2 separate regions of the Homo sapiens genome follow, and region 2 is linked to region 1. Evidence: chromatin contacts called from ENCODE Hi-C data. All regions are on one chromosome and are shown on one strand. Each heading gives the region's core, a stretch centred on a gene start or an enhancer-like site at or near the end of the contact. The rest is flanking DNA. Distances are from core to core; before and after follow the strand shown. Region 1 overlaps ADAMTS9-AS2 (ADAMTS9 antisense RNA 2). Region 2 overlaps ADAMTS9-AS2 (ADAMTS9 antisense RNA 2).

What was found. A loop is a pair of places that touch in the nucleus more often than their neighbours do. Pooled maps may share reads with other maps.
Region 2: a map of HCT116 shows a loop between it and region 1 (2.9-fold over the local background). The contact joins two enhancer-like sites. A Hi-C loop is called at or near these places in 3 of 168 maps with a recorded cell type or tissue (HCT116, endothelial cell of hepatic sinusoid and psoas muscle) and 1 of 50 pooled maps.

Annotation. Positions count from the first base shown.
Region 1 is chr3:64,757,141-64,763,159 of GRCh38, reverse strand. All of the region lies in intron 1 of ADAMTS9-AS2 (ADAMTS9 antisense RNA 2), which reads right to left. Among named protein-coding and RNA genes, the nearest start is that of ADAMTS9, 72 kb to the right of the region's middle. Within about 2 kb of position 2,724, at least 2 of the 41 ENCODE cell types and tissues checked have a DNase peak (open chromatin) inside an H3K27ac peak, as active enhancers do.
Region 2 is chr3:64,812,148-64,818,166 of GRCh38, reverse strand. The region is part of intron 3 of ADAMTS9-AS2 (ADAMTS9 antisense RNA 2); the gene reads right to left. Among named protein-coding and RNA genes, the nearest start is that of ADAMTS9, 130 kb to the right of the region's middle. Within about 2 kb of position 2,726, at least 7 of the 41 ENCODE cell types and tissues checked have a DNase peak (open chromatin) inside an H3K27ac peak, as active enhancers do.

The sequences.
Region 1 (6,019 bases), core at 1,475-3,974:
TATACAGCTGTCTATGAAACTTTATTGTAGAGAAATCTTTGCTTCCTCCATCCACTCTGAATGCCCATTTCTTGCAAGTTGGACCAACTTCTATCTTCCAGACAAGGTTCAAATCCAATTGGCTAATACCTTAGTTATCCTTGAACGCTTGACAGGGATTATCAGAACCCTGTCTATTATTCAGCTGAATAGAAGGCCTGGCTTATGACCAAGAAGGGCAAAGGAGGCATGGGAAAGTGCTCCATACCTGCCTGCACCAGGCTTTGCTGCAACAGCCTGCCTGTTATTAAAAGCTCCAACTTTTGAGGTTCCTGTCTGGGGAGATGAGAATGTTAAAAGTGAAGTAACTTTCATGAATTTAAGTTGGAAACATTTTAGCAAGTTTTACATTTAGTAACTTTATAAGTGAAGGAACCAAAAATATGCCTTTAGCAAGAAAGTTTTGTTCCTTTAAATAAAGAAGCAAAAATAAAGCCCCAAAGATATTGAACATAGGGGATAGCTATTAATTATTTTGTAAAGGTATACAGTAGTTCACATTCAGAGATACAAAATATATTTTTTCCCTTTTGTCTCATCCTTAACTTCACCTACTGCAGGTGTGATCTGTCTCTATCCTTTTCCATGTCCCTTTCATAGCATGACTATTAAACTCGCTTCTTACAATCTGACCCCTTGCCAGGCAAAATCAATCCCTTGTATTTCTCTGCATCCCCAATGGCCCTGCTACATCATGCATTGAAAGGAAAGTCACTTTGAAAAAGGGCAATGAGATTCCTTGCACTGGGCCCAGTTCTTCTGTTACTATTAAATTAAACTGTTTATCCCATTACTGCCACTCAAATTTCTGTCTGGAGGCTGAAGGGGCTGCAAGTGTCAAGTGGAGAAATTGGATCCTAAGCCCCCACTCCCCCTGCTCCTACATTATGCGTAGGACCAGGTGGCCCTGAGTGGGGAAGGACAAGACCATGGCAGACTGGAGGGCCACAAGGTCATGTGGGTATCCCCAGGCCACCAGGGCAAGGTCAGGCAGTTTTGGACACTTACACCGGCCTGATTCCAAGAGGCTAAATATTTTGAGAGGTGGAGGAGGGGAAAATGGGAGGGAAAGGAAGCAGTCCACTTTCAACCCATCCTTTGCTCACTGTACTCCACTGCAGAGTGAACTTTCAAGAAAGCAAACTCGATCAGCCCTGCCTCTGCTTAAAACTTTCAAGGATCCTCTTGACTTTTGAAGAATCATAATGTGGCCACAGCCCACATCTCCGGTCTGGCCATTCCTGCAATTCCGAGGACCTACTGCACTCTCTTTTATCTCCCTGTTTTGGCACAGGCAGTCCCCTCTGTCTTGGCCTCCCCTGACTTCTCAGCCTTGTTTGGTTAATTCCCATGCATCCCTCGTGTCTCAGCTTTGGTATTGCCTCCTCTGGGATACCTCCTCAGATCCCACCACCATCTTCCTATTCTGGGATATGCACTATGGTCTGTATCATGAATTGGAAAACTTTCTCTAAAGATCCAGATAGTAAATATTTTAGGTTTTGCCTTGCAACTACTCAGTTCTGCCATTAATGTACAAGAGCCTATGCGAATGAGTATATTCGTGTTTTATTAGAACTTTATCGACAAAAACAGATGGTAAGCTGAATTTGGTCCATGGGCTGTAGTGCGTCAATCCCTACTTTATATTTTTGTAGTTTCTTAAGATTTAATGTATTAAGACCTTAACCAGAGAGCATGAGCATCTTGGGGACAAGGACTAAGTAAGTCATCTCTTCACTCCCAGATGACCCAAGGCACGCATGATGTCCTATGGCAGTTGAGTGCACACGTGTGTGGATGAAGAAACTGGGAAGGTTTAGTCAATCAGTCAATCGATCTTCTATGACTACTTCCCTCTTTCACAAGCAGTCCTCTCTCTTAGTATTTTCTAAAATATTAAAATTGTCTTTGGATTTGGGGTAGAGAGGAGGGAAATGGAGTAGTTAGCAAGAAGCTTGTCCTTTTCTGTTCTCTGAAGGGGAAACAAGGACACAGGAAATTTCTTCCTGTCAAATCTCCAGGCCCTGAATAATTGGCTCTTCAAAAGATTCCAGATTATACTTGGTAGGCCTTCCAGCTCCCAGATTGCTGGCAGGATCTGGTCAGCATCATTCCTTGGGCCTACACATCAGGGCTGTCAACGAACGATCTGACCCCTCCAATATCTTGTTGAGGCACATTTTTGTCCATTGATCCTGTTGAATTTCCAGCAAACCTGGGTAGCTCCTGGGCAAGCATTTCTGGCTGTTTCTTTATGCTGTGATAACTAGCTATGGTATTTGAACAGGCCTGGGTATCTCCAGGGACCTTATGGGGAGTAAAGGATTCCCATCTGTCCCCCAGTAGCTCACAACCAAATGAATTTTAAAATGCTCTCATTCTATAGCAACCACCACTACCACTGTCATAACAGAAACCACCTCCTAAAGCTCTTTGGAGGGGTAGAAGGAAAGAGAAGAAAGAATGGCAAAAGCACGGTGAATTTTTGCTCTTTTTCCCTGCCCAGTTCACGTCCCCTTTTTTCTGGTGTAAGTACCTTTGTTTTCATATGGGAAATCACTCCTTTACTCCTTTCTCTCTCTCAGTTCATATGGTCTGTAGAAGATAAGACCTAGCACTATGATCGAGAGGTGTGTGCATGATTCAGGCCTCGCCAGTCTGTGTGTTCTATCTCCCTGGCTAGAGAGGCTATTTCAGAGGGATTGGCCTGTGGCCCACGTCAGGCTCATCAGAACAATTTTTGGTACTTTTGGTGGAACTACTGGGAAAAATTAGGTGAACTAAGGGGATACTATATAAGTTAAGAGTAACCAGCAGCCACTTAGTCAAAATAGGTGGATGCAGGGTTGAGAGATAAAGAAAGTCAGAGTTCTAATGGAATCTGAGCCCCTGATCCAGCCTTACCTGAACCTTGACATCCCCCCTGAACTTTTCAGGATTGTGAGCCAATAAACTACCATCTTTGCTTCAGTTAGTTAGAGTCAGGTTTCCGGCACTTGTGACTAAAAGAATCTTCACTACTAGAAGGAGTGTTTATATACTCAAAGTACTTAAGACAGAATGTTCTAACTTACAAAAGCTTGGGATTCCCCATTCTAAGAATAGAATATTCTGCCATCAGGTTGGCTAGTATTTCATTTTGACGCCTCCTCCTGTGATAAGCAAACATGTAAGTGGTGACCCACTTTCTTGCATGGGACCTTTGTTAGAGCCAAAGATAGACTGGAGATAATTTGGGTCCATGAAGTTAAATGCATTAGGAGCCAGATGCAGTGATGTGCACCTGTGATCCTAGCTACTTAGGAGGATGAGGTAGGAGGATCACTTGAGCCCAGGAGTTTGAGACCAGCCTGGGCAACATAGTAAGACCACATCTCAAAATGAAAAATAAAAAATAAATGTGGCAGAAATGGCCTCCACTGATCAGTCATGGATATTTCCCTTTAGAGTCATTGGGTAGTAAAGCTGGAAGAGACCTTAGACTATCTGGTCTGGCCTCCTCATTTGACAGAGGAGGAAACTTATACCCCTGGAGAGAATGTTTACTGAAGCTGCGTATATACTTTAGTGGCCAAGCCAGCATTAGAATTTAGGTATCCAGACTCATCCCTTGATAAAAAGCCTGCAACTGTGTGCAGGCTTAGAGAGGTGCCATGGGAGATGAAAAGGAAGCTGCATTTGGAGTCAGAAAAGGTATGCATGACCTTGGACAAGTCACCTGATCCTTTGAAGACCCAGCTCCTTATTGGGAGATTAGGGATGGAATTAGCTCTTTGCATCTCACAGGGTTGTTGTGATGAACAAGTGGTAAGTTATGGATAAAAGTGCTCTATAAACTCGAAAGTATGATTTTTGCATTCAGCCAACAAATGATTGGAGGTCTACTCTGTGCTTGATACACATATAAGGGTCAAACAATGCATGAAGTCATGCTCATATGAAGCTTATATTTTAGCACAAGGAGACAGAATAGACAAAACAGAAAAACGTTAAGTCAGGATGTGTTACGAAGAAAAATAAAGCAAAGAAAGAGGTACAAGGGATACAGATGTAACTAGGCTGGGCAGGGAAGCCTCACTGGGAAGATGACAGTGGAGCATCACCTACCTAAGGAGGGAGAGAGAACCAACCCTGCAAATGGAAGAAGCTGCTTTGTAAAACACACCTTCCTTCTGTGAAGTCATAGTTTCTTAATGAATTCCAAACTCTTGTATCTACTTGGTCAAATAGCAGTAAGCTTTGCTCAAATATATGTGTGATTGTACTTACCAAAGTGGCAATAATAATAAGTAGAGGAGATAAAATAATAGGTAGAGGTTTGGAGCATGGGAGAGTATAAATTGGCATATTCTTTCTTGAGGGGAAATTTAGCAATAGATCTTTTCTATTCTTCCACCCAGAATTTCTCCTTCTAGGCACTTGGACTAAGAAAATAACATAATTACATGTTACATGATTTTTTGTAAAAGTAATTACTTTAAAATGGCCCTGGAGAGTCCACAGTTCTTTCAAAAATGTGTGCAATGACTTGGCTACAAAAATATTCATTATCTCAGCATTATTTATAACAGTACAACATTTGAAACATCTTAAACATCCATCTCTTTGGAACTGGCAATCAAATATGGTATTTTCACCAGAAATTCCAGGAATGGCTCAGTTTGGGCTGACTTGGCTTATGGACCCATCCCTAAACTAGTCTTTATGACCAGGAAAACAGAAATTACTGCTTGGTAAGAAGCAGTTCTATGCAGCCATTAGAAATGATATTGTAGACATTTGTCTGTATTTGTCTAAACATTATTCACTTAAAATGGGTGCATTTTGCTGTCTGTGCATTTTATGCTCAATAAAGTTTATCAAAACAAAAAAAGTGAAACTATAGGATTATTTATGGATGTTATTATTTGTTCACTTATTTTAATAAATTATTCATTTAATTAATTCATTTAACCAATCTTTCTCTGAATGAACACTTAGCTTTAACTCTTTTGCAAGTCTCAAATATTGCCATTATCTTTCCTTAATGTGACTCTTTTGACACATATGTAAATATTTCTCAATGACAAGATGCTCAAAAATGAAATTGCTAGGTCATAGGATATACGCATTATTAGCTTTGTTTCACATTCCTATATTTCATACATGCTACAGTTACATGTTGTATGACACATTTTTCAAAAAGTGACCATTTGGTCAACAAAGTTTGTCCAAAACAAAAAGGTGAAATGATAGAAGTACTTGTTTACATGAGAGATTTTTATTTGGGAAAAGCATAAATCACAAAATGGATGCACTATATTACCTAATATATGTCACATATAGGTTAAAGCAAAGTCTACAAAGATAGACTTCAAAATATTAAAAAATGTTCTGAGTAGCGGGCTTACAGATTATTTTTATTGTCTTTTTTATTAAGCAATTTTTTACTGGAAAAATTAAATCATGCTCCTGGTTTCAAAAACATCATAGTACAGATGAATACAAAACAACTCTAGCTCTTTCAAATAACCATTTTTTTAATAGTTTCTCAGGTATTCCAATTTTTTCTATGCATATACAAGCACATATCTGGGCATCTGAGGCTTTCTTGATATAAATAAGCCTCTTGTGTACACAAATAGAAGCAAACTGAATACACTATTCTGTAACTTGATTCTTTTTCTTAATTCATCTTAACTCTCAATCAATATCAGCACTTATAAATAAATCTGGGTCATCTTCAAATGTTTGCAAATTATTTCATTGTAGGGATGTCCTATAATTCATTTAACCAATCTTTTTATGAATGAACACTTAGACAGTTTTAACTCTTTTGCAAATCTCAAATGTTGTCATTATATTTCTTTAATATGCCTCTTGTGGCACACGTATAAATATTTCTCAGTGATGGATACCCAAAAATTGAAATTGCTAGGTCACAGGATATATGGATTATTAGCTTTGTTCCACATTCCTATATTTCATATGTGCTACA
Region 2 (6,019 bases), core at 1,477-3,976, 55 kb before region 1:
TTACGCACAGCCCAATCAGAGCTTCCAGTGCTGTGGTCAACAAGTAGTCACTATGCGTGTAATAAAACAAATCAATTTCATGCTCTTATTAGAAACAGTGTGGTTATATACAAAGGAGGAGCGGGAAGAGAGAAAGTAACTGGTATTTAGTGAGTGTCTATTATATCCCAGGCACCATTTTGGGTAATTTCCGTGTGTGAACTCAGTTAATTCTCACAAAGACAATATGCAGTGGATAGGTCACCCTCCTACAGATAAAAACATGAAGGCTAAAATATTTAAATTACTTCTCTGTTGTCATACAGCCAGTAGGTGGCTGAGCTGGGATTCATACCAGGTCTGAATGAATTCAGAGTCTCTGCTGATTGCACCATTGTATGTAATGTGTCCATGCTTACATATAATTTGAGAGCTGAAGGCTTATGTATGTGAATATTCAGTAAATACATATATACATCAATGACAGGGAAACATTTCAGGCCTCAAAGGTCAGAAATGTCATATTTGTATCAACCTATAAGTCCTCAATACACACTGGTCTAACGTTCTCCGGAATGTGCCACCCCCTTAGAAATCTCTGAGTATATTTAAACATTGCTCCCTCTGCCTAGAATGCCCTGTTCCAGCCTCCCCCTTATCCTTCAAGGCCCATCACAGATGTTGTATTTTCTAAAATCCCTCACTGATGTCTAGATTTTCAGAATTAATGGCTTTTCATCTGTGTTTTCCAAATATCTCACTTGAAACACCTACCATCATTAGGTTTTTATGAGAGTAAGTAGTGTATGTGTCTCCTTCCTTAGCCTGGGTAGTAGACATTTATGGGTTCTGCCCTCACAGCCTCTATTCCCCCTTCTTTGGGTGTCAGTATCCTGGGTTTCCTTTGGGGAACCACCCCACCCGCAAGCCCCATCCCTGTGGTTAGGTTTGAGCTGCCTCTACTCCAACTCCAGGACTGGGCACAAGATCCAAGCTTAGCCAATCAGAGCAACACCTCATCCTGGACTCAGTGATTGTCTCAGAACTGGGTCCATGACCCAATCACAGCCAATCAAGCAATGTTAGCAAGGAGACCCTGGACTTCCACTGGAATGAACAAGAGAAAGGAGCTGGGGGAGGGGGCAAGGGGAGTCTTTTTCTTTTCTTTTTTTAAAAAAATATCTACTAGAAGATATAAAATCTGGAGCCACCACATAGAGAAAGCTTGTGTAGAAGTGAAGCAGACACAGAGGATAGAGGAGTAAAAAGACTGGAAGAGGCCAAATACTGATGACATTTGCTTGAACCATTTGGTTTGGCTAGCACTGCCTCAGATTTTCTGAGAAGTGAGCTGATACATTTAAATCTTCACATACTTACAACCAAAAAATCCTAACTACAGCTACCTAACAGAGCGTCTGTTGTACTGGACATGCTCAGAAAACATTCCTTAAAGTACACAGAATCCTTGTAAACTGACATCTGCCTATGCATCCAGGTCCTAAAACTAAAATCAAGTGGATCATCAGGTTTACCCTCTTCCATTTGGTTTTCAGACAGACAGTACTTGAAACATGTTTGCTAAAGACAGACAGAACTTCACATTCTCCTCCAGCACATGACACAATCAGAGGGAGATGCATTGTGCTTAAATAATGCATGAGGTAGCAAGGGCCAAGCCTGATGTATCAAGGTGTTGAAAACTGATGATGAGCCTGTCGCTTTTTTCAACCCATCTGCTAAGCTGCCCCCATGGATTATTTGTCAGTTTCTGTGAAGGAAAATGTGTGGGATGCTGACTCTGTAGGAAAATAAAATTGGGATTTTCCTTTCTAGTGTCTTGTTATTGTCCCTTACCCAAATGCATCTGTCCCTGGGCATTCTCCCCCAACAATAGTAGATAATTTCTTGGTGAATCTGAACAGCTCACAATTATTCCCTTCATTTTCACCTAACCCAAAGCAAGGAACTGACAGAAGCTACGCTTGGAAATTTTGCAGCCCACTGGACCAAGAGTGGGAGCCTGAAGTGAGCTGGGTCATTTTTCCCCAGGAATTTGAAACTAGAGCAGAGATAGAGAACAGAATGGATTCCGTCATTCCACGTGGTTGGAGCTCTAACAGATGGCCTGGGGAGCTGTGGGTGGGCATCCTTCCCCACCATGCGGGATGAGGAGCAGAGATGGTGAGTCTGCTGAGGCAAAGAAATAAAGCAGATGTGCAGATAGAAGCAGAGAGGAAGAGCATGTTGCCTATTCTAGTATTTCCTGAGCCCTCGCTGTATTTCTGCTTACACTTCCATTGCACAATCTCTCCATCTTTACACTAGATCCTCATTTTGTGAGTGAGCTAACACAAGTTGATGTCTGTTCCAGGCAATCAAGAAAAAAAAAAAAAAAAACCCTCATACATTAGCCGAAAAATTCTTAAGATGGGAAATCACCCAGGTGAGAAGAAATATCCCAGTTGAGAGAAACAAAACAAAAATTATCAAAAAGAGTTGGCAACAGTCATTCCAAAACCATTAAAGAGACGTCACTCAGCTCTAAGAAGAGAAAAATAAAGCTTCACAGTCGGCCAGCTGTGCAGAACTGAAATAGCATGGACCTACTCCATGAATTCACATAGTTGCTGAAAGTGAATTCCTTCCTGCAGTCTTCAGTCTTGCAGCTGAGCTATGAAATGTATTCCCAGTTTAAAATTCCTTTCCAAGTGCTATCCCATGACTTCACAAAGTTGTCTGCACACAAGAGCAACTCTCAAGCTGAGAGATGTCATGTTTGCATCATCGCTGACATGTAGACAAGTATTCAGATGGCCCATTAAGTAAATGCCCCTTGCAAGTATGGGGCACATCTGCTGGTTTGACAGCCTTTCTCTGCCTCTATAAGTTGGAAATCCCCAGCCTGGCTCATTAAAGAGAAACAGGCACGATTATTGTGTCAAAACACATTAGTGTATTTTATTCTGCCATTGCAGTTGCTTTTTGGCATTTGATGAAGCTAAAGAGATTTCAGGTTATGAAATCTGCGTTTCCTGCTTGTCTTTGTTTCAAAATTATATGTGGGATGATGTGGAAGAGGAATGTCAGTTAAGCTTCTGGACAATTCTCCCCAACCCACGAATGAATTGACATTCTTATAAAAAAAATCTGTCCCTGCTCCCTTTTTCTTGTCTGTTTGCTGAGCAAATGAGCTATTGGAAACAACAGAAAACATGTCCCTTTTTCTCCTCCAAAAAAAAGATAACCTTTCCCTTACTTTAATTGTAAGATGATTATCCGTATTATTTGACATCCTTTTAAAATATCTGGATAAAAGTGCAAACAACACGTTAATGAATTCTACAGATGATACTAAATTGGGAAATGCTGTTTTTCTTATTAATGACAACAATATATCAGGCAGCCATACCCAACAATAGCATCTGTGAGAGGGAAGGATGAAGTAGAGAAAGTCACATTTGTGACAAAGGCAGAAGGAGCCATGCAAAATATTAAAATTAAAATATAAAACCCAGATGTGTGAGTAGTGGACAGGTGAGCCTTGAAAACTTGTCAAACTAATGTGGCCATGTAATGGATGGACACTTAGAGAACTGCGTGCCCTGGGGACTGAGAGCTGAGCTATTTTTAGTTCCACAAGTAGAGGCATTGTGTCTCAGAACAGATAGTCTTTTCTTCCAGAACTTTAATAAGACCGCACCTGGCATAGGGTGTTCAGTTCTGGAACAGCACCACATGATGCACAAAAAAAAAAAAAGAATCCTTATATGTAAGATTTCAGGCTTTCTTTTTCTAGAAAGTAATGCAGCCACTTTTTTTTTTTTAGTAATTCCTAGCAGTAAATTGGCTGTTTTTACTAATTTGGTTCATCCTTGAGAGTATGAAAAAAATTGGATGCCTATTAAGCACCCCAGAATGAACACATTTAAATCTAAACTCTGGTCCCTTCCCTGATACCTCCACTGAAACCTGCCCTTTCCTCAGTCTTCCTGGCCTTGGTTCTTGGAATTCCATCCCTCCAGTTACCCCGGCTTTAGAATAATCCTAGACTTCCTTGTTTTCCTCAAACCCCAAATCCCATATATCAGCAAATCTTGGTAGTTCTAGTTTCAGAATAGATCCAGAATCTGACCATGTCTCACAATCTCCACTGCTACCACACTGATCACCAGGATCCCTCTGATCACGTCACTTCTCAAAAGTCTCCAGTGGCTTCCAAATCAGGGTGTCCAGGCCGGTATGATGCAGTGTGGCACTTCATACCTCTTAGATCACATCTTCTACACCTGCCTTGCCCACTCAGCTCAACCACACTAACACGCCGGGCAGAATCTGGTTATGTCTTTATAAATGCGATTCCCTGGTCTTAGAATTCTCTCACCCAGATATCCACATGGTTCACTCCAAAATCACCTCTGTAGTAAGGCATTTCCTGACTGGGAAGGGAAACTGCAGCCCACACTCACACCCCAGGCCTTCTCCACTCTCCCTGCTTTGTCTTTCTTCATTGTCCTTCTTATCAGCCAACGCACTATATATTTTGCTTATTTATTCATTGTTTGTCTCTCCCATGATATACACACCCAGAATATGCATTCCTGTTGTTTGCTTTTGTCTGTTTCATTCCCACACCTAGAACCGTGCCAATTGCACAGAAGGGGCTCTGTAAATATTTGCTTGGAAAGCTGAATGCAACTGGATGCCTGCTGCTAACGTTCATAATCAAAACACTTGATCAGAGTGAGCAAATTCTAAAAAGTATCTAAGTTCAAATCCAAAGAGCAAATCTATGGCAGAGCTAGGAATAATTTCAAAGTAACTTCCTTTGTCCATACAATGCAAGTACACTCCTTTCAGAGGCTAAATAGAGTTTTCTATACTGGCATCATCTCTAGCTAGAATATTGATCTGAAATTTGTTTAATCAGAGGGAATATATTTACAGAAGCATGTAATAGCTAAGGTAAATAGGCTTTTAAAAATCTCAAAAATGGGCTGTACGCAGTGGCTCACACCTGTAATCCCAGCATTTTGGGAGGCCGAGGCGGGTGGATCACCTGAGGTCAGAAATTTGAGACGAGCCTGGCCAATGTGGTGAAACCCCATCTCTACTAAAAATACAAAAATTAGCTGGGTGTGATGGTGCATTCCTGTAATCCCAGCTACTTGGGACGCTGAGGCTGGAGAATCGTTTGAACCTGGGAATTGGAGGTAGCGGTGAGCCAAGATTGTGCCACTGCACTCCAGCCTGGGCTGAAGTCTCAGAAAAAAAAAAAAAAAAACCCTCAGAAATATGGACAGCAAAGCTTGGAAAAGTGAATCTAGTGGAAAGAGTACTCACTCACAAATTAGACAAGAGCTAACGGATCTGTGCCCACCTGTTTATCATTCATAACACCCCTAGAATGAATGTAGGAACTGTTTCTATATTGCTTATAAAACTAGTGCAGACAAAGTGGGAATAATTTGCCCAAGGTCCAACATCTCTTCCTATATGCCCATCAATGACAGAGTGTATGAAGAAAATATGGTACACATACACCATGGACTACTATGCAGCCATAAAGAAGAATGAGATTATGTCTTTTGCAGGAACATGGGATGGATGGAGCTGGAGGTCATTATCCTTAGCAAACTAACCCAGGAACAGAAAACCAAATACTGCATGTTCTCACTTATAAGTGGGAACTAAATGATGAGAACTCATGAATAGAAAGAAGGAAACAACAGATGCTGGGGCCTACTTGAGGGTGGAGGATGAGAGGAGGGAGAGGAGCAAAAAAAATAACCACTGGGTAATAGGCTTCGTACCTGGGTAACAAAATAATCTGTACAACAAATCCCCATGACATGAGTTTATTATCTACATAACAAACCTGCACATGTACCCCTAAACGTAAAATAAAATTAAAAAAAAAACCCAGCGATAATAGGATATACCCAGGCAGGCCTGGCTCCAGAGCCCATGTTCTCATGCACTAGGTAGGATCCTCAAAATTTTGCTCTCAGGAACCCCTTACACTCCTAAAAAGTATTAA